4 separate regions of the Mus musculus genome follow, and regions 2, 3 and 4 are each linked to region 1. Evidence: chromatin loops called from intact Hi-C (ENCODE). Cell type or tissue: heart. All regions are shown on one strand. Region 1 overlaps Itgb7 (integrin beta 7). Region 2 has its middle 16 kb from the start of Krt8. Region 3 overlaps Eif4b (eukaryotic translation initiation factor 4B). Region 4 overlaps Tns2 (tensin 2).

Region 1 (5,000 bases):
TCGCTGCAGTGAGGGCCTGGGCTACTTGACCCACAGAGGGATAGTCCTGAGGCAGGGAGGGAACAAGTGACTATTGCTGGTCTTCCTTCAGTGTGCTAAGTACCCTCAGACTGAATAAAGCAAGCCAGGACCCAAAATCCCACCAGCAGGAGGAGCCTCGAATGATGGCAGTGTTCCAGGATGCTACCCGATGAAAACTATAAACCAAAGAGTCCTGAATGAGGCTCAGATGGGGGAGGGAGGACTCACAAACTCTGCGCTGTTCGTGTAGACACCATTGCTGTCCAGATGGCACCGCCCGTCGCTGGGCATGAAAATGCCACCCAGTTTCCCATCCCCAGCTGTGTGGAATGTATCGTCTGAAGTGAACACTAGAAGACGGGAGACATTTCTCCAGCCAATCTGTTCCTGAGGGGAAAGGGGGCAACCTGTATACCCTGCCATAGCATTTGAGATATCCCAGTGAAAGAAATTAGCAAGATTGTTCTGAGTCATTTTTGTTTGCCCCCACCCTTCTCATTTCTTCCTTTAAAAAAAAGATTTATTTTTTATATATAAGTACATTGTAGTTGTCTTCAGACACACCAGAACAGGGCTTCAGAACCCATTACAGGTGGTTGTGAGCCACCATGTGGTTGCTGGGAATTGAACTCAGGAGCAGTCAGTGCTCTTAACCGCTGAGCCCTCCCTTCCCATTTCTAATTCTCTGCTCCAAGGTCTCTGAACACCCTCCTCCAAACAAGCCTGTTGTTAGTGGAGGCCCTCTTATGAACTAGGAAAAGTGCCTCTTCTTCATGATCGTTTACTTCATCGTATCGGATAACTGTTAAGGTAAGCATGCACACCTCAGTGAGATGATATGGATACGGCACATATCCATAACAACAGGTAGTCCTGGCCCCAGACAGCTCCTGGGCTCAGATCCTAACCCTATCTCACCTGGCAGAGGGCAGCCTGCAAAATGGCATCAAAGCCGCCTTCGGGTGAGTCCAGGTTGCCAGAGACATTCTGGCGTCCCACCTCTCTCTCGAAGGCTTGAGCGTCCCCGGTGAGGGACAGCACGTGGTGAAAGCTGAAGGGTGGCTGACAACGCTCCAGTCGGCTGGGGCATGGGTGGTGAAGCTTGGAGGGCACGGTGCTTACAAAGGGCAGCACCGTTTTGTCCACGAAGGAGCCAAAACCTGAAAGCAGAAAGCGATGGGAGCTGTGCCAAAGATCACAAGGCATCGACAGGATTTAAGAGTCCCTGCTAAATACTCAGATGATACACCTAGATGACAGGGACCTGGCAAGGGCAAAAATGTGACTCAAGAAGGTGGGGATGGAGGAGATGAAGAGGAGGACCCAACAGCAGCATCCAGGCTTCCTGGAGGCTGAGGCATCCAGGGTCAAGGGTGTAGAAACAGCAGGCGGCACCAAGCCGGTGTTTTAAAGGGGGCTTGTTTATTTTGACTCAGGTTCTCTCTGTGTAGCCCTGGATGTCCTGGAACTGGCTCTGTAAACCAGGCTGTCCTCAAACTCAGAGCTCTGCCTGCCTCTGCCTTCTGGGATTAAAGGTGTGCACCGCCACTACCTGGCACGGGGTGAATTTGAGCCATAGGGGACGGGGGGGGGGGGGGATCATTACAGAATGTGGAACAGGAACACTGCATCTAGATTATCCAGAAACACTGGGTGGGCAGCTGTCTGTCTGAATAGTCTTTTAAATTCTGAGCCTCAGTTGGTCCTCCTGTAGAGCAAGGGAACCTTCAAGGGTCAATCCAAAAGCTCCTCGAGAGCTTAGACCTAGATGAGTGTCTCTTGGGAGAGATGTCAAGATCCAATGATCGAGTCTGTTAAATACTGGGAGAGTATAGTGGAAGCTAAAGGCAGTGACAAGGGCTGGCAGGGTCTAGGTAGCGCTTGCTTACCTATGCGCACAGAATGTGTGACCTCCTGCAGCCTGACCAGCAGGGCATGCCCTAGCTGGCGCACACGTTCCAAGTCGTCCTTCATTGAGTAGCTCAGGTCCATAAGGTAATATAGGTCCACGGGGTACCCCGCAGCTCGGAGGAAGCGGACCCGGAATTTCTGGGGCTCCCCTGATAGAGAAAGGGAGGATAGACTCTGAAGCCCAGTGCATTCCAGGCCAGCCCAGACTTGCACCCCGCGCTGCCCCGGACTCACCTGGTCGCAGCGTGACGCGGATCCGCTGCGGGGCCAGCTGGGTGGCCCCCTCGCCGCGATCTCCCTGGCTGAGCGGCTTGTCCTGCAGCACCTCCTGGCGGCCTCTCGGCTCCTCTAGCTCCTGCGCGGGGCACCCGCGAGCCAGTAGCTCCTCTCGCCGCGCGCAGCGCCTCGCCTCTGCCTCTCCCGAGGCAGTGAAGTTCTGTACCCCAAGAGGAGGCTCACTGAACCCCAGCCCCCACGGCCCCTCAACCGACTAACAACACCACCCTGCAAACCCTGCCGCCTGCAATCGCCTGCACATCCCGGTCTGTTCTCAGCCAGCCTCCAATGAGCCCTGATTTATTCTTACAGTTCACTCACTCCACAGCTACTATGGAAAACCTATAGTACTTTCTTCTTCATCAGCGCCCACTTCCAGTAGCAGTCCTCCCCGCTTTCCGGAACTCAACGTCCCCTTTCCCGAAGTCTCCCACCTATGCTTTCTCATTAGAGCTACAAACTTCCGTTGAGATCTCAGGGTCTTCAAGGTTACAGAAAAACCACCCCGTAGTCCATCTTCCCCTGCATGGCCAGATTAAAATAGGAAGGGGGTCAGTCACACCAGTTTCTGGGAAGGAGGACGATAAAGACGACAGAAAGACACACGTGCACGCACGCGCGCGTACACACACACACACACACACACACACACACACACACACACGACGTCTGGTACCCTGCACTGACTGACAAGCCGCAGGGGAAGGAAATGGCTAGGTGGCTTCTCCGTGGGCAATGGTGCCAGCCCCTAGGGAACGGAAGAGGTAGATACAGACCAGCAGCTGTTCCCAGGGGCTTATCTCTCTAGCCACTGTCTAGGTCCTCTGCCTCCCTGACTACGGAGTTTCATGATCAGTAGTTTCTTGGGCCCCCTAGGCAGCTGTAAACATGGCTGCCTGTCAGTGTGTCTATCTTACCAAGCCTGCACTTATCTAAATCTCCATCTTTCTGTGAGAGACTGCCTCAGAGGCCCTTCCACGAGCACTTCCTCTTTTTTTTTTATTTTTGTTTTTTTTTTTTTTTTTGTTTTTCGAGACAGGGTTTCTCTATAGCCCTGGCTGTCCTGGAACTCACTTTATAGACCAGGCTGGCCTCGAACTCAGAAATCCACCTGCCTCTGCCTCTCGAGTGCTGGGATTAAAGGCGTGTGCTACCACGCCTGGCTGAGCACTTCCTCTTTAAGGCATCCATAAAGAGCAGCTTTTTTAAAAAACTAATTTTTTATTTATTTTTATGTATATAAGTACACTGTAGCTGTCTTCAGACACACACCAGAAGAGTGCATCAAATCCCATTACAGAGGGTTGTGAGCCACCATGTGGTTGCTGAGAATTGAGCTCAGAACCTCTGGAAGAACAGTCGGTGTTCTTAACCCCTGAGCCATCTCTCCAGCCCAAGAACAGCTCTTTTGACCAGCAAGGAATACACACTCCCCAGCATCCTTACCCCTCAGGTACCCCAGACCTTCCCAGTGGCCTCCTCCCATACACTCACATAAATCCACAGGTTTTTGGAAGCCTTCATATATTTCCCTCTCCAGAATGCATGCCGGGAAATCATAATCTGCACATACATGCCTGACTCAGAAGCCTCATCATGCATGTTCTGTTATGGACTGGATTCTCCCTCCAAATTATCTATTGTTATCAATGTGTCTATCCATCTACTGTCTGAGACAGAGCCTCAATATGTAGCTCTGTCTGTCCTAGAACTCACATTATAGAACAGGCCGGTTTCGAACTCACAGAGACCTGCCTGCCTCTGCCACCCAAGTGCTTGGATTAAAGGCACATGCCATAATTTCCTGACTTGTGCTTAATTTTTAACTCTCACTTTGATGGTATGTGAGGTGAGGCCTTTGGGTGGAGGTTAGGCTTAGGTGAAGTCCTGAGAGTGAGACCCTTGAGATGAGATGTGCCCCTTAAGATGTGACAGCTGGGGCTGGAGAGGTGGCTCAGTAGTTAACAGCACCTACTGCGCTTTAAGAGGACCCAAGTTCAGTTCCCAGCACCCATGTGATGGTTTACAACCAGTAACTCCAGTTCTTAGGGATCCAACACCCTCTTCTGACCTCCACAGGTACCTGCAGACATGGGGTGCACATCCACACACTAACACACATGCACATAAAATAAATATCTTTTATAAAGAATCAATAGGGTTGGAGAGATGACTCAGAGGTTAAGAGCACTGACTGCTCTTCCAGAGGACCTGCTTTCAATTCCCAGCAACCACATGGTGGCTCTCAACTATCTGTAATGGGATCCGATGCCCTCTTCTGGTGTGTCTGAGGACAGCTACAGTGTACTCATATAAATAAAATCAATAAATCTTTTAAAGAGAGAGAGAGAGAGTCAACAGCAGAGGGGTCTCCTCCCCACACCCTAACCCCATGTCGTAATACAGCAGGAAGGTAGCCCATCTCTAAGCCAGGAAAAAATGCTCCAGAGAGAACCAAATGAACCAGCACTTTGCTCTTGAATTCCAAGCCTTTCAATTCATAAGAAGTATGTTTCTGTTGCATGTTGTCACAGAATACGTAACTGGCCAGTCTACTTTCTCACATGCAGAAGCACGAACTCCCACAAGGACATCTTCCTCTGAGCTCATGGGTCACGGGTTCTGTTCACGTATGCTCAGAAACTTACACGCATATGAGTCACACATTGGAATCCTGTCTGTCCAAATTCAGTCACACATGAGAAGGGACAGTATTCCCCCCCCCCCAAAAAAAAATCACAAATCTACCTACACAACGCACATCACACATGTTCAGGACCACACACACCCAT
Region 2 (5,000 bases), 240 kb before region 1:
GGACACTGGCCAGACAGAAGAATAAGCCATAAATGAGAGCCACCAGTAGAACTTTGTGAGAGACTCACTGTGTATCTCTGGCTGTCCTGGAAATCACTGTAGTCTCCAACTCACAGAAATCCACCTGCATCTGCCTCCTGAGTGCTGGAATTAAGGTGTGTGCCGCCACTTCTAGCTTATAATCTTTCTGGCTTGTTTTAGACAGGGTCTCAGCCTAGGCTCACCTCGATCACTGGAGCTTCAACCCCCAAGTGCTGACACGGCAGACCTGGGACAATATGTACTGAGAAATTAAGTTTAAAATAATACTTTATATAACCCCATGTATCTTAAGTCTGAGTCTACATGCAACCAACCTACAAACATAAGTATGTGTGTGTAGTATATGCTCATGTAGATATGTACACATGTCCATACAGAGGTGGCTGTGGCTGTGACTGTGGGTGTGTACATGCATGTGTGTATGTACAAGTGTCTGTGCATGTGTGTGTGTGTGTGCACTTGTTTCTGTGATGCATGTATTTGCATGTGTGTGCATGTGTATATGTGCATTGTGTAGTGTGTACATGTGTGTATGTGCATGTATGTGCATTTGTATATGTACATATGTGTGCATGTGTGTGCATATGTATATGTGTATGTGTGTGTGCATGTGTGTGCACATGTGTATGTGCATTGTATATGTGCATGTGTGTGAATGTGTATGTGCATTGTATATGTGTGTGTGTGTTTGTGTGTGTGTGTGTGTGTGTGTGTGTGTGTGTGTGAAGACCAGAAGTTAACATCAGGTGTCTTCCTCTATGACTCTCCACCTTACTTTTTTTATTTTTATTCTTTTACACTTATATTGTGCAGACATACTTGTGTGGGCACACATCTGCCACAGCTCACATGTAGAGGTCAGAGGACAACTTCTGGGAATTGATTCTTTCCCCTCCACCATGTGAGTTCCAGAGATTCAGCTCGGAGTGGCATCAGGTAGGAGCACCTCACCTGCTTAGCCATCTCACCAGCCCCTCTACCTGAGACAGGGCTTCTTGCAAACCTGCAGTTTATTCTCCTAGGCTTCCTGGCCAGTAAGTACCATACATGCTCCCATCTCCACCTCTACCTACCCCCTCAGCACCGATTACAGGTGGAGCACACATGCATACACAGCACACACAGTGGTACAACACTTTACATTCTTTTTTCTGATACCAAGTCTTCCAGATCTGATATATGATTTAGCGCCGTTAGCAGCTCTCAGAGCAAACCAGCTGTTTTGAAGCAGCCTCAGCAAGCACCTGTGACCAGTGGCCACCACGGTGAACATGAGCAGTCTTTAACTGTCTCCCCCCCACCTCAGCAGGTAGAACGAGGAGAGAGGGCCAAGCAGCTCGTGGCAGCGGGTTTGGGCCATTCAGAGTCCCATGAGTCCCATCAGGAGTTGGGAACATGGGCTCTGTCTGGGTGAGCATACACCTCTGGCTCCTTGGCTTCTTCCCAGAAGGGATCCTGCGCCTCCGATAAAGGACTGACAGAGTGAGAGGTGCTACAACAACGCCTCTGGCCACCCCACCCCAGCCACCCCTACCCTAAACCTCTCCCCCTGAGCTTCAATCCCCCCCCCCCAGCTTCTCTTTTCTCTCTTGGTTCTATTGGTCCTCAGCTCTCAGTTCCCGGTCCCCTCTCTTGGCCTTTCCTTCCTTTTCCTCTCTGACTCACATCTCACCCACCCCACCCTCATGGCCTGATCTATTCTGCTGGCTGCTTTCAGTCTGTTAGTTTCTCTCCCTGCTGGACTCTTCCAGATGCCTCTGGCTGCTCGCTCTCTATTCTCTCTCTCTCTCTCTCTCTCTCTCTCTCTCTCTCTCTCTCTCGTAGATGCAATAATAAATAAATAAATAAATAAATAACACCTCCCCTCAGCCACACCCAGGTGTGGTCATGTTCTCCTTTTCATTAAGTTTGGTTAGGATTTTTTTGTTTGTTTGCTTTTTGTTTTATTTTGGTTGTTGTTGTTGTTTTTGTTTTTGTTTTTAGGGGGTTTTGTTTTTTGTGAGACAGGGTCCCATGAAGTAGACCAGGATGAACTCAAACTCCAAGGCCGCTTTTGTCTCCCAAGTGTTGGGATTCACTGCATACACCACCATATCCCGCTCCTCTGTTTTCTTGGTTTGTTTGTTTTTTTAATCTGATAATCCTTAATATGTGGCAAACGAATCCATTCCCCTCATCCAATCGTTCCTGCCTGTCCCGCTGAAATCATTTCTAGTTGCAAGTGAGCCATCTTATCTAGAGACGGAAAAGCAAGCCGCCCTGTGCCTCCACTCCGCTCTGCACTGGAAGAAAGTAAGTCTCACATCTGCCGCAGTGTTCTGTGAACATGTTCAAGTGCAAGCCAGGGGTCCAGTTTCTTACCCCAGACCCACTCCACCCTTACCTTGGCTGCCTGGCTCCTGTTTGTATTTGGAAATTTTATCTTTTAAACCAAAAAAATCTCTCTTCAAGGTATCCATGTTATTGCTAGCCAGGTCAACCCCAAAGGTAGCCAATTGGACATTTGAAATGAGAAAAAGGAGCCGCTCCCTACATTGCAAGACAGTTCTCACGTTGTCCACCAGGAGGCGCCGGAAACCTGCATAAAGAGACCCATACGGCATAATTGAGGAGTGCTGCTTACCGCCTTCTTCCTATCCTTTCCTCAGCCTGCTTTCCTATAGAACCCAGGATCAACAGCCCAGGGATGGCAACACCCGCCGCGAACCGAGCCCTCCCCAATTGATCACTAATTGAGAAAATGCCTTACAGCTGGATCTCATTGAGGCATTTCCTCAACTGTGGGCCCTTCCTCTCTGATGACTCTAGCAGTCAAGTTGACACACAAAACCAGCCAGTATACCACTCTTTAGGAGATAGCTTGTCTAGGACGGATCCTGTGTTCAGTGTCCACTAGAGGACAAGGGGCAGGTGAGGACTTCTCCTCACCCAAAAGCTTGGGCGTAGATCCAAGTCTGTTGCTCTGATCTAAACCCTACCACCAAATGCCTTGGCTTGCAAGCCTGCCTCCCAGGAACATATTCAGAGAATCAGGTGAGGCGAAGCCCACCTGACCACTTCGGACTGGAAGCTAGTACAGGAGGGATGGAGAGGGGTCTGAAGAGATGGCTCAGTGGTTAGGAGCACCTGCTGATCTTCCAGGTTTAAATCCCAGCACCAATGCGGCAGCTCACAGCCGGCCATAGCTCCATAACGCCCTCTTCTGGCCTCTGCAGGCACCACATTCATGTGGTGAGCAAAAGTATACACAGGCAAAACACCCGAATACAGGCAAAACACCCGAATACATAAAGTAAATCTTTTATTTTTTCTGTTTTTTTTTAAAGAAGAGAACTTTTCTCTCTCTCTCCCCCCCCCCCCTCTCTCTCTCTCTCGTTTATTTTCAACAAAACAGGGAAGTGATGAAGCCTCACGGAGAAGGACACAATCACAGACCAGAGAGGCGCCTTCTCTGGCCCCTGTGTTCTCACCGCTCCTGTGGGAAGTGACACGTGACAGAAAAGAGAAGGCACGGAGACCATCTCCTAAAGAGTGATGGTTTTGTGTGCCAACTTGACACAAGCTAGAGTCATCAGAGAGGAAGGGCCCACAGTTGAGGAAATGCCTCCATGAGATCCACCTGTAAGGCATTTTGTCAATTAGTCATCAGTGGGGAAGGTGGTGCCATCCCTGGCTGGTGATCCTGGGTTCTCTGAAAAGCAGGCTGAGGAAGCCATAGGAAGAAGGCTGTAAGCAGCATCCCTCCATGGCTTCTGCATCAGCTCTTGCCTCCAGGTTCTATCACAACAATAGAAACCCTAACTAGGAGGAATAGAAATGTCATTTCTCTTGTTAGTTCAGGAACCCCTCATGCCATCAGGATGCTGCTGCCCCTCACCACTTCTGTGACATGGTTCAGTTGTCCTCTCTTCCTTGAAATGAAGACATGGGAGGTGACATATCTCATATCACAGATCCTATAGTTGACAGAGCCCTAATGTCCACCCAGGTCTTTGTTCCTACCCAGGGTTCGTTTTCAGGGTCTGACTTGAGTCATGTGTTCCTATCAGACCACAATGCCAGGATTTCTCTTTCTAAAACAGAGCCTGCTCCACACACACACACACAATGGAAGGAAGGGAGGGAGGGAGGGAGGGAGGGAGGGAGAGAGAGAGAGAGAGAGAGAGAGAGAGAGAAAGAAAAAAAGAAAGAAAGAAAGAAAGAAAGAAAGAAAGAAAGAAAGAAAGAAAGAAAGAAAGAAAGAAAGGTGAGTGAATCCTCACATTTACCAGCTTTTGTTGAACAAACTTTGGTCCTTAATTTAAAACTACTGGTTAGGGCCTGGGGAGATGGCTCAGCAGTTAAGAGCACTGGCTGTTCTTCCAGAGGTCCGGAATTCAAGTCCCAACAACCACATGGTGGCTCACAACCTCCTATAATGGGATCTGATACACATATACATAAAATAAATAAGTATTTTTTAAACTATTGATTAAATTAAAATGGCTACAGTCAAAATTACTGGAGGGATTAGAGGTAGGCAGGTCCTGAATTCAATTCCCAGCAACCACATGGTGGCTCACAACTATTTGTAATGAGACCCGATGCCCTCTTCTGTGTGTCTGAAAACAGCAACAGTGTACTCATATACATAAAATAAATAATTCTAAAAAGAAAATGAAAAGTAGATTAGGGGTGACACCCCATCCCCCAGTAATTGTCAAAGCCAAATAAAATAGCCAAAGACTGAGTCTTATTCACTTGTAAGCTAGACAGGGACACGTTTGAATTGTTGCAACTACAGCTTCAAATAGAAATAACACCCCACGGGTGGGCGGAGCCACACCCAGCACAGCCCCAAGGCCAAGCCAGGACTGGGGCTTTATCTTGGGAATAGACACCCGTAATGGAGAAACTAAACCCTGATTGGGGTCTTGTGAAAGTCCACTCTGACTTTAAGGGCCATGAAATTACTCTAT
Region 3 (5,000 bases), 130 kb before region 1:
GGTAAATGGTCATTTCCTCATTAGCATGTGTGTGTAGTGTCACAGAGTCCTGGGCCACTGATGACTGCACCCCTCCTCCTGTAAAGGAGAAATTGTAGAGTTCCCAGTTTTAATTCCCCTGTTCCCTCAATCACCTGTAACTCCAGTTCCAGAAGATGTCATTATGACGTCTGGCCTCTAGGTACCAGGCACAAAGAAGACACTTAATGCCACGATGAATTTGATACAGATGGTTTACAGGAATTGTAGAGTCCTCCTCTTACTGTGATTCGCTGTTGCTAAAGCTCTCCTTCCTCCCAAGTTTACTTGTACTTGAGTGTTTTAAAACAGCCCAAAGCCAGAGTGATTTGTCAATGGAGCCAAGTGTTGTAAGAGTTTTCTGAAGCTGTTTGACCTTTGTAGTCGCCCTGTAACATGGTGTAGTGCTCCTTCTGGCTAGAGTAAGTGTGATACTGGTTTTGTGTAGCCGCTTTGCTAGAGCTTGTACTTCAGATGTAGGCTGTAACTGTTGGCAAAGCAAGCTCCATGGTTCCAGAGAAGTTTTTGTGCAAATACAAATGTGTCTGGGTTTTTGTCCCCATGTAAAGGCCTCTGCTGAGCTGGAGTTGGGCAGTGGTTCCTGGGCTTTGGTCCTGAGTCCCATTCACCACAAGAGCGTGTTATTCCCAGTTACGGCTGTCCTAATACATAGACAAGTTGTAACACCCCCCCCCCCACCTCCCCGAAAAAAGTGTTCATTCCTTCCAAATAAAGACAAGATTGCTGTTCTTTCAGATAGCTTTTTCCCCTTTTCCAGAAAGCACTTTTCTCCAGGTGGCCTGGAAGCCATTGGTTTATGTGTAACTGTAGCTATCAGGAACCAGTTAGTGTCTGTCTGCTGCTGATGGAAAAGAATGTGATGCCCCTATTCCCCTGCTGCTACAGTCCAGGTGGGCTCTGTACAGCGAGCTCCTCTTCCCCCACAGATACACGAAGGAGAGAGAGTGAGAAGTCTCTAGAAAATGAAACCCTCAATAAAGAAGAAGACTGTCACTCTCCAACCTCTAAGCCTCCTAAACCTGACCAGCCTCTAAAGGTAATGCCAGCCCCTCCACCAAAGGAGAATGCGTGGGTGAAGCGAAGCTCTAACCCTCCTGCCCGATCTCAGAGCTCAGACACAGAGCAGCCGTCCCCTACAAGGTGAGTAGGCCTGTAACAGCAGCTGCTTAGTGGAGGTGCCCTGAGGGAGTGTGTGCTGCAGAGGAGGTTGCCTCCTGTATAATTCATATACTGTTGTCTCAACAGTATCTGTTTTCTTGATTTTTGTTAACCAGTTGACATGAGTTTGGTGGATTAAGATCAGCTATGATGGGAATATTTACCATAGAAATATGTAGACATGCTTTGCCCTGGGACATACTGTCAGTGTAACCTTGCTCACTCAAGTGATTCTTAAATTTTTCCAAGAGAAGACTCCAGCTAAGCATGTTGGATTTCCAAAGCATATGGCCCTTAAGTGTAGAAGACAACAGTCTTTCCTGTATTTTAATATTGTAGTGTGGAATGAAAAGGCAGCCTGGTACATTTGGAAAATGGTGTAAGCTTGTGTTGTCTTTCCTGTAAAAACTGATGGCTGATTGCTTGCTGCTTTATTCCAGTGGTGGAGGGAAAGTAGCTGCAGTCCAGCCCCCTGAGGAAGGACCATCAAGAAAAGGTGAGCCTGCACCATGTGAACAAGTTCAGTTCCTAGCACCCCTGTGGTACTCACAACCATGCATATCTCCAGTTCTTTCCAGGGCATTTGATGTGCACACACGCAGGCAATGCACATAAATAAAATAAATGCCTGTAATGAGAGACTCCAGGATTAAGCATCTTGCCAAAGAATTTTTCTTTTTGTTTTTCTCTAGGCAAGGCTTCTCTGTGTAGCCCTGACTGTCCTGGAACTCTGACCAGGCTGACCTACCTGCCTCTGCCTCCCGAGTGCTGGGATTAAAGATGTGCACCATTACTACCTAGCAAGAAGACATTTTTTAATGGAAGCTGCAGTGTTAGTTCTTGGGTCAAGTGATGTGTTTCAGTCATGGTCATCACTGCTGCCCTGTTAGCCTCCTTTCTGCCAGTCCCCTTCTTCCCAGCCAGCCTCTACTTTCATGGCTTTTGTGAGGGAGTGGCCTACTGTGTTTTATTGAGGATTATAGAAACGCTGACACCTTAGCAGTGGCTCTACTTCCCTACCCCCATCAACGTTCAGCTGTCAATTGTTTTATTGTTGTTGTTGTTTAATGTTCTTTGATGAGCTACCTTTTCTGCCAGAAGAGGGCAGGAATGACTTCTTCAAAGAGTATTTAAAGCTGCCTCTTCCTGGTAAAGCCTGCCTTTGTGGAGAAATTGGACAGGAATAAATGTGTCTGTCCTGTCCAAGTTTGAAATGTCACCATTAGTAAACCAAGGTCACTACAGAACAATCTATCTAGTTCCTATTTCTGTCCTGCTTTCTAGGTGATGGTCACTACAGTAGGACTTTTAATGGGAAAAAAAGGCTTTAGGCTGGTTTGGAGTGGGGATAATTCCCCTTCATACGTGTTTCCTTCAGCTTAAAGGAAAGCAAGGACAGGGAGATGAGTTACTTTCTAACCCTTGAATTTGGTTTTGTGTTTCTGTTTAAACAGATGGAAATAAAGTGGATGTGGTGGGTGCCACACAAGGCCAAGCTGGAAGCTGCAGCCGTGGTCCCGGGGATGGAGGGAGCAGAGACCACTGGAAGGACTTGGATAGGTATCTATATTTTTTTTCCTCACTGTTTATGAATCTTGTAGTGTTAGACGCAGGGAATCTTTATAAAGTAGTTCTTGGCTTTCTCAAGCATTGCCAGGTTTACCACTGTGAATAAACTAGAGTCACGGTTAGATTTGCAGAATCTAAAAATAATGCACTATCCCAGCAACACTATTGAATACCTATTGTGTCTCTGCAGGAAGGATGGCAAAAAAGATCAAGACTCCAGATCTGCGCCTGAGCCAAAGAAACCTGAGGAGAACCCAGCCTCTGTAAGTGCCATGTGCCTTTCCTCTTAGTTTTGCGTCTGACTCCTTTTGTCTCCAGTGAGCACACTTAAGGTGGGGTTACCTTCCTCGGCTCTCGGAAAGAGGATGTGTGCGGCCGTCCACTCGTGCCCCTGACCCTCCCTGCTCTCGCAGAGGAACGGGTGTGGTCTGGGCTCCCATCCATGATCCGTCCTCTCCTGTTACAGAAGTTCAGCTCTGCAAGCAAGTACGCTGCTCTGTCTGTGGATGGCGAGGATGAGGATGAGGGCGACGACTGCACTGAGTAGGACCTCCGCACCCTGTGCTTTCTCCTAGTCTCCACCCCGGAACATTCAAGAGCAAATCAAACCTCTATCCAGACAAGACAAAATAAACTCACCATCTCCTGAAGACCTTTCTAAACTTTTTTTTTAATGAAATGAAATTCTTTTGCATGCTGCTGCAGCCTTTTAAAGTATTGAAGTAACTGGAGAATCACCATTGTAGCCAGAGACGTGGCTACCGCTTTTGAATGGGGAAGTTGTGTCTGACAATACCAAGCAGTTACTGTGTGACTAGTGCCTGGGGCTCCATTCAGCAGAATTGCAGTGACAGAGAGGCAGTCACATCAGTTAGGCAGTAGAAAAAGGTGCAAAGCAGAAGTGAGATTTCTACTTTCTAATTCTTATCCTGAGATGGCACCTGTGAATACCCAAACATTACCTGAATTTACCTGAATAAATTTCCCATCCTTAGAAAGGTAGCTCTAGTCTCAAGCTGTTTTAGTCTCCAGGAGGCTGCCAGCCCCTCTACTTTAGTTCTGACTTCAATGGGGCCAGCCTAAGGGGGAATTGTTTTATTTTTTTACCCCCCAAGGGGGTAGTTGGGAGTGAGTCTACGGGGCACTAACAAGTAGTTCCCGCTTGGGGACCAAGATGAACGGAAACTCAATCGTGGTTTGGAAAGCTTTGGGGAGGTGACTAATTATATTTTATACCCGGTAGTGAGGGAAACAGTGTGACCTCCAGTAAACACATACATAGAATGGTCATTTCTGGATGAGGAAGCACTTAACAGGTAGTGAGAAGGCCTGGCTTTGCCCCTTCTAAACTCTCCTTTCTAGAGGTTGAAATATACCCATATTATTTTGAAAACCTTGTCACTCTGGTCATCTCATGGTCTCCATGACACTTAGCCTCCCAGAGCTGTCTGTGAGTCACACACCTCCCACAGACACTGTATCTTAGCCACAAAAAGCCATGGCCTGAGGACTCGCTGCTTTTCTCAAGCAAGCCAGTGAGTTTTCTCTGTGCTATCTTTGATTTCTGCCTGCTCCTGCAGCTTTCAGCCTCAACTGATGGGCTTGGGTGGTGAATAGGGGTGTGTAAATGGGGTGAGTTGGAGGTCTTCAGCCTTGAATGGGATGTAAGGTTTCTATAAATCTCCCTCACTGGAGCCCCACGCTGGTGCTTGTTTATAATGTATGTGACCCTGACTGGTTTTCTGCTTAGGAGGGTTGGCTTCTTTACTCCCCTCAAGAATAAAGGATAATGCAAAGAACGATTGAGCAAGGTCCTGGTTTCTCTTGCAACACTGTAGCTTGACCTGTCTGCTTTGATGTGCACCTTTGTAGGGGTCAGCTCCAAAGATGGCGAGCCTCCCTGTTGTGGGTAGTCAGGTACCTGCAGACAGAGGATACCTTGGTCCTAGGCCTGCTGTGCAGGAGCACTGATGTCCCGTGCTGCAGCAGTAGGCACAGCAAATCGCTTCTCCGGTGGATTTGATTGGCTAGTAGCTAGGAAGTGGGCTTTTGCAGATACCCACAGTTGAATGGGTTTTTTTAAACCATTGTTGTAGACAATGAGAAGGTAGTTTGCCCTCTTCATGTCTATTTCCCTTCCAGATAGTTGCATCCGAAGACAGCTGTTTTGTCCCACTCTCCTACTTTGCTCCTCTGTTAAAATAAAAACAGGGGTTGACTTATGTCCCGCTCCT
Region 4 (5,000 bases), 110 kb before region 1:
AGTAAGCCCGGCTCAGACCCCGTCTCGAGTCTCAAGCAATGACCATGGGGATCTCTTGGTTTTTTGTTTTTCCTCTTTTCATGTGTATGTGTGTGGTATGAGTACATACACATTTGCATTTATGTGTGTAGGCTCCAGTTTGATAATTAAAAATCTGGGTTGCTTGTTCACCTTAACTCATAGATACAGCTAGTCTTGCTAGCCTTGCTCCTGCAGTTGTCTCTGTTTTCTGAGACTGGAATTGCAGGTGGGCCGCTTGTACCCAACATTTACACGGGTTCTGGGACTCAAGCTTGTCCTCCTGCTTGTGTGGATGGTGAGCACTGTAAGCTCTGAGCTCCCTCCCCAGCCCAGAGCCTTGGATTTCTGAGTGTGACTTTTCTTCCCCACTTTCCCCTCACAGGCTCTTCTTTCGCCGCCATTACCCAGTGAACAGCATCACCTTCTCTAGCACTGACCCCCAGGACCGCAGGTGAGTCTTCCTCGGAGCTCTTTGCTGGGGTCCTGCCGGCCTCAGCTGCCAGGGTGTTCAGGAGCTGTGCCCTGGGCCGCACTCTCTCACATCCTCTCTCTTTACAGATGGACCAACCCAGATGGAGCCACCTCCAAGTAAGTCTCCCTGCTGAGCTCGGCCCTGGCTCGCCACAAGCCGCCCCCTGTGGCTTACACCATCCTCCTGTCCCTGGCTTTGTCCCTGCAGGATCTTTGGTTTCGTGGCCAAGAAGCCAGGAAGTCCCTGGGAAAATGTGTGTCACCTCTTTGCGGAGCTTGACCCGGACCAACCGGCAAGTGCCATTGTCACCTTCATCACCAAAGTTCTACTGGGCCAGAGGAAATGAAGGAAAGCCACAAGCTCCGAGTGCACACCCACACTGCACCCTCCCAGCATCCACAGCGCTCACTACCCTGGCCTGGCCCCTGTGAAAGAGGGAGTGGCAGCATCTGGGCCACTGCTCTTTCCTGCCCTTGCCTGCTAAGCTGAGTGAGTGGGCCCCTAAGGTGACCTGGCATGTGAGCAGATGGCAGAGACAGGTGTGAGGGGGGTGAGGAGGTGTCAGTAGTGGAGCCCTGGAGGGGAATGACCCTGCCAGCTCCACCCAGCTCCAGGGCCCATCATGGAGGGATGGGAGAAGCTTGAAAGCTTCCTGCCTTCCCTCCACACAGAGACCAGAGTGGGGTCACATAAACAGAGGGAAAAAGAGAGTCTATTTTTGTGTAATAATAAAGAATTTCTATAAACTTTTGAGGAGTTGATACCTTCTTCATAGGAAGAAGAAAAAAAAAGTCTCCCAGAGACGTACCTTTGCTGGCCTGACGGGCCCACAGTTGCCCCCACCTACTCGCCCTGGGAAGGATTCCCCTTCCGTCTGTCCTGATAAATACGGAAACTCCGTCTTTATTGGCTGTATAAACATCTCTGATCTGTACATACATTTCATATATCATAGTGCAGGGCCCGAAACGAGGGGCAAGGGGAGCCCCAGCAGCACGACAACAAACCCCCTCCCCAGCCCTACCCACTGTGCAAACTGAGACCAAGAGCTCCGGCTGCTTCTCTCCCTGTTGATGGGATGGAGGAGCTCAGGAAACGGGAAGAGGGGGGCTGGTTGGGGGGTCTATATAGACACTAGAATCAAACACTGGAGCAGAAACGTCAACTGGCACAAGCAGCAAGCTGGGGCACAGGGTGGGGGGTGGGTAGGTGAAGAGAAAGAAGGGGCCAAGCTGCTGCTCTGGGCAAACAGCCACAATACAACACATGCCCCGGTGCCTTGGCTCCATCCTGGGGAGCCAGGGCTAGAGGTGCTTTGAAGAAGAGTGCAGACAAGGAGATGGCAGCAAAGGCTGAAGTCCCACGCTACCACACAGCCCCTCTCTCTCTCACACACACACACAGTTGCGTGTGAGCAGGCAGGAAGCCAAGTTCAGGCTTTCTGCTGTGGGTTGAGGGTGGGACCATCTCTCAGAAAACAATGGAGACCCTAGATGTGTTTTAGGACAGCAGCCAGTGAAAGGAGAGATGGCCAAGACAGGCCCCCTAGCCCAGCCAGGGGGAGACAGCAGCAACTGGCTTACATGAGGAGAGGGGATGAAGAGAATTCGGGGAGCTGTGGTAGACAGGGACAGACTGCCTCTACTCGACCCTCACCCTCGGCAGAGCACCATACCAATCAGGTCAGCAGGTGGGCTTATACCTCCCAGTTTGCTCAACGCCCAGCGAGGTGAAAGAAGATCCAGGACCGATTAACCCGATCAAGGGGCTCCTCCCATTCATATCAATACTGCCCTCTGGGCCCACCACTGCTCTCAGGCCCAGAGACAGAGAGGTGCAGCCTGAGCTGACAGAAACTGGGGATGCCCTCCCAGGGCCTGCTGTGAGAGAAAATGCAGACGGAGAGGGCAGATGGACTGGTGACCCCACTAGCCACTCAAGGGGTGCAGGTCTACTTTCACTTTCTCCCCACAACTGAGCATGCCAATGGTAGGAAAGAAACCTCCAGACGGCACAACAGCATCCTTCTTCCCGATGATCTTGCCATTCCGAGTGAAGAAGACCTGGAGTGGGGGTGGGGAGAGCGGATGAGGATGGGCCTGGCACCTCCCTAGGATGTGGAGAAGAGGGTGCGCTCTGGCCCCTTCTCTGGGGATACTGGGGTGACTCAGACATGAAGCCCCAAACCCACAACTTCCTAAACATGGGCTTTAGGAGTCACTGCAGTGCTGTGGAAAGCAGCCACCAGAGGGTGTGCTGAGGCTGGAAAATAGACCAGGACTCCAGCCTGGGCTCTCCTGTGAGCTCCTGACCCTGCCTCCCAGTCCCTGCCCCCCCCCTCCCCGCCTCAGCCCCAGGAGCCCAGAGGGAACCCACACCTCCCCACTTACCACCACCTTCTTGCCCTCATGCTCCTGCTCGATCTCTTCCCCATCCTCCTCTTCCTCCTCTTCCTCCTCTTCCTCTTCCCCTTCCTGGTGCAGGTACATGACATTTCGGACGTTCCGGACAGCCCGGGCAGTCGGGGACAAGATCACTGTGTCACAACTGTCATCACTATCCCCTAGGAGACAGGAAACGTGAGCTCCTGTGGTACTGTCTACTGCCCGGAGCAGTCTGGCTGCTGCCCAGCCTCACTCACCCTCGCTGTCCAGAATGTAGTCCCGGGGGAACATGATTCCACAGCCCATAATGTCTCCTTTGTAGCAGCGTGGCCCAAAGGGGTCCCCCACACCACTGCCATGGAAGATCTTCCCGTCATCTGTTGAAGGGAGGGGAAAGGACACACTTGAAAGGCTAATTCTACATCCTCAGAACAAGACAAAGATGAGAGGGAGATGCAGGAAGAACCTTAGGCTTTTAAAAAGAACACAGTGTTCATTTGATTGAGGAGCTGCGAGAAGAAAGGAGAGGGTCCCTAGAGTGGATGATCAGGTGGGGTGAAAGGGTGCTGAGGGGAGGGCCCAGGCACCAAGGCTCAGTATTCAAGAAAGCTCTACAGGAAATCAGACCCAAAACAAAAGCAACCAAGGGCTCTGTAGATCTTCAAGGGGGGTGGAGGGGCAGGGGAGCCAGGTCAGAGGCCTGCAATGGCCGCTCTGGGCTCAGTTCTCCTGCCACAGTCCTGTGCCTCTGGCTCTCAGGGCTGAGAGAAAAAAATAAGATGAAGGGAAAACCTGAGCAGCTTGAAAAGAGGAGAGAGAGTCCACAGGTATGTGAGCAGAACAGGCGACTCTGCACCCTGTCTCCCCAGCCCGTTCCAGCAGCTTCCACTCACCTGCGTGGTAGGCCACAGACCCTCTGCTCCAGCCAGGGTGTCTGTTCTTGGGATAATCCTGCAGCAGGAAGACAAAGGGAATGTGTGACATCACAGATGGCTGGCGACCCACAGCCACAAACTGGGGGCTACAGCAGCAAGGGGGACAGGAAGGGGCTCAGTTTCAAGACCAGGGTGGATGATGCTCAGGACACTGCTACAAGGTCTGTCCACTAAACAGATACTTAGAACTGTGCTCTGCCTCAGCTCAGAACTTCCCTCTACAGGCTCCTTGAGCAGGTTTTCCCAATAGCCCCACACTGAGCAATCCTACAGGGAGAAACACAGCATGCCTACCCACCTTCCGGGCCAGCCCCAAGGCGATATAGCACTTCTCTCCAGGATCCACAATCTCCACCTCAAAGTAATGGCTGCGGGTGCTCAGTGGGTGCCGAGCCTGAGCCAGCCCCACATCCACGATGCTCTTGCCCTTCCCCAAATACTCCAGCAGCTGCAGGGCAAGAGACAAGCATCAGGTGATGACACTGAGTCCAAAGTATCTTGGGTGCCAGTGTTCTGGGTCTGACAATACCCCTGGATAAAAGGGAAAGGGTTCAAAAGGCAAAGTGGACTCCAAGTTCTAGACAGGCAGAGGACAAGGATGTCGGGGAAACAAGGTGGTTGGTGTGAGATGCTTCTTGCTTCCTTCAGAGCCACTGTCAGGGACTCTGGAGAATCGCATGGGGATCCAGAGGTACACTGCCAGGAAGCTCACTGGGGGGTCTAGGCTAGAACATCCATTTCCTGAACAACCCCAAGCCAGCCTTCCCTCTGGAACCCAGCAGCCTTTTCGGGATGCTTACTGAGAACAGGGATGTGTAGAACTCAGGGGAGAGGGGATAGGCTCAGACACTGATTCTGCACAGATGGGACTGACATAGTTTCTCAAGATCTGCTCTACTTGGCTCTGAACAGAGCTATTCATTGCTGGGTCATTCATTGCTCGAGGGAGCCAAGAACCCAGAGATAGCAACTCTACCTTTCATTTCACATGGGCAAAGGCCAAAGTAGAAACAGATGGCAGGCCCTCTGTTCCCAACCTTCATTCAGGCTGGCATGGGGTGTGAATGTCAGAGAAGAGAGACAAGTGACAGGTTGGGCTCTTCGGGTCCCACAAGGTCTTGCCTGCACACAGCAGGGTAGCAACCCCCAATCCAGGTCTTGCCTATAGGATGCCATGGTAACAGTGGA

Evidence for each region. A loop is a pair of places that touch in the nucleus more often than their neighbours do. Peaks named below come from ENCODE experiments on the same cell type or tissue, not always from the same donor. Only the 100,000 strongest peaks of a DNase experiment are listed, where the experiment ranks them.
Region 2: it touches region 1 in a loop (5-fold over the local background); 4 of 42 quality-filtered maps call a loop at or near these places.
Region 3: a loop joins it to region 1, with 2.5 times the contacts of the local background. A loop is called at or near these places in 6 of 42 quality-filtered maps.
Region 4: a loop joins it to region 1, with 2.4 times the contacts of the local background. A loop is called at or near these places in 11 of 42 quality-filtered maps.

What each region holds. Positions count from the first base shown.
Region 1 is chr15:102,222,392-102,227,391 of GRCm38, forward strand. It overlaps Itgb7 (integrin beta 7), which reads right to left. Exons shown (of 15, transcript NM_013566.2): 3 at 2,167-2,368; 4 at 1,911-2,081; 5 at 940-1,181; 6 at 250-408; 7 at 1-46. Among named protein-coding and RNA genes, the nearest start is that of Itgb7, 7.0 kb to the right of the region's middle. In heart, no CTCF peak of the experiment used is centred here; DNase peaks (open chromatin) are centred at 2,270 and 2,980; H3K4me3 peaks cover 1,488 bases; H3K27ac peaks cover 1,038 bases; H3K27me3 peaks cover 1,986 bases.
Region 2 is chr15:101,985,685-101,990,684 of GRCm38, forward strand. It overlaps a transcript of Krt78 not described here. Among named protein-coding and RNA genes, the nearest start is that of Krt8, 16 kb to the right of the region's middle. In heart, a CTCF peak has its summit at 2,598 (motif pointing right); a DNase peak (open chromatin) is centred at 2,617; H3K4me3 peaks cover 386 bases.
Region 3 is chr15:102,092,021-102,097,020 of GRCm38, forward strand. It overlaps Eif4b (eukaryotic translation initiation factor 4B), which reads left to right. Exons shown (of 15, transcript NM_145625.3): 11 at 966-1,179; 12 at 1,638-1,693; 13 at 2,652-2,757; 14 at 2,957-3,029; 15 at 3,233-5,000. The coding sequence ends at 3,313. Among named protein-coding and RNA genes, the nearest start is that of Tns2, 8.4 kb to the right of the region's middle. In heart, a CTCF peak has its summit at 2,303 (motif pointing right); a DNase peak (open chromatin) is centred at 3,181.
Region 4 is chr15:102,115,158-102,120,157 of GRCm38, forward strand. Tns2 (tensin 2) reads left to right here. Exons shown (of 29, transcript NM_153533.3): 26 at 1; 27 at 404-472; 28 at 580-609; 29 at 701-1,244. The coding sequence ends at 839. It overlaps Spryd3 (SPRY domain containing 3), which reads right to left. Exons shown (of 11, transcript NM_001033277.3): 7 at 4,111-4,260; 8 at 3,771-3,828; 9 at 3,135-3,254; 10 at 2,884-3,056; 11 at 1,371-2,556. The coding sequence ends at 2,422. Among named protein-coding and RNA genes, the nearest start is that of Tns2, 15 kb to the left of the region's middle. In heart, a CTCF peak has its summit at 2,729 (motif pointing right); DNase peaks (open chromatin) are centred at 1,704, 2,054, 2,594, 3,064 and 5 weaker places; H3K27ac peaks cover 475 bases.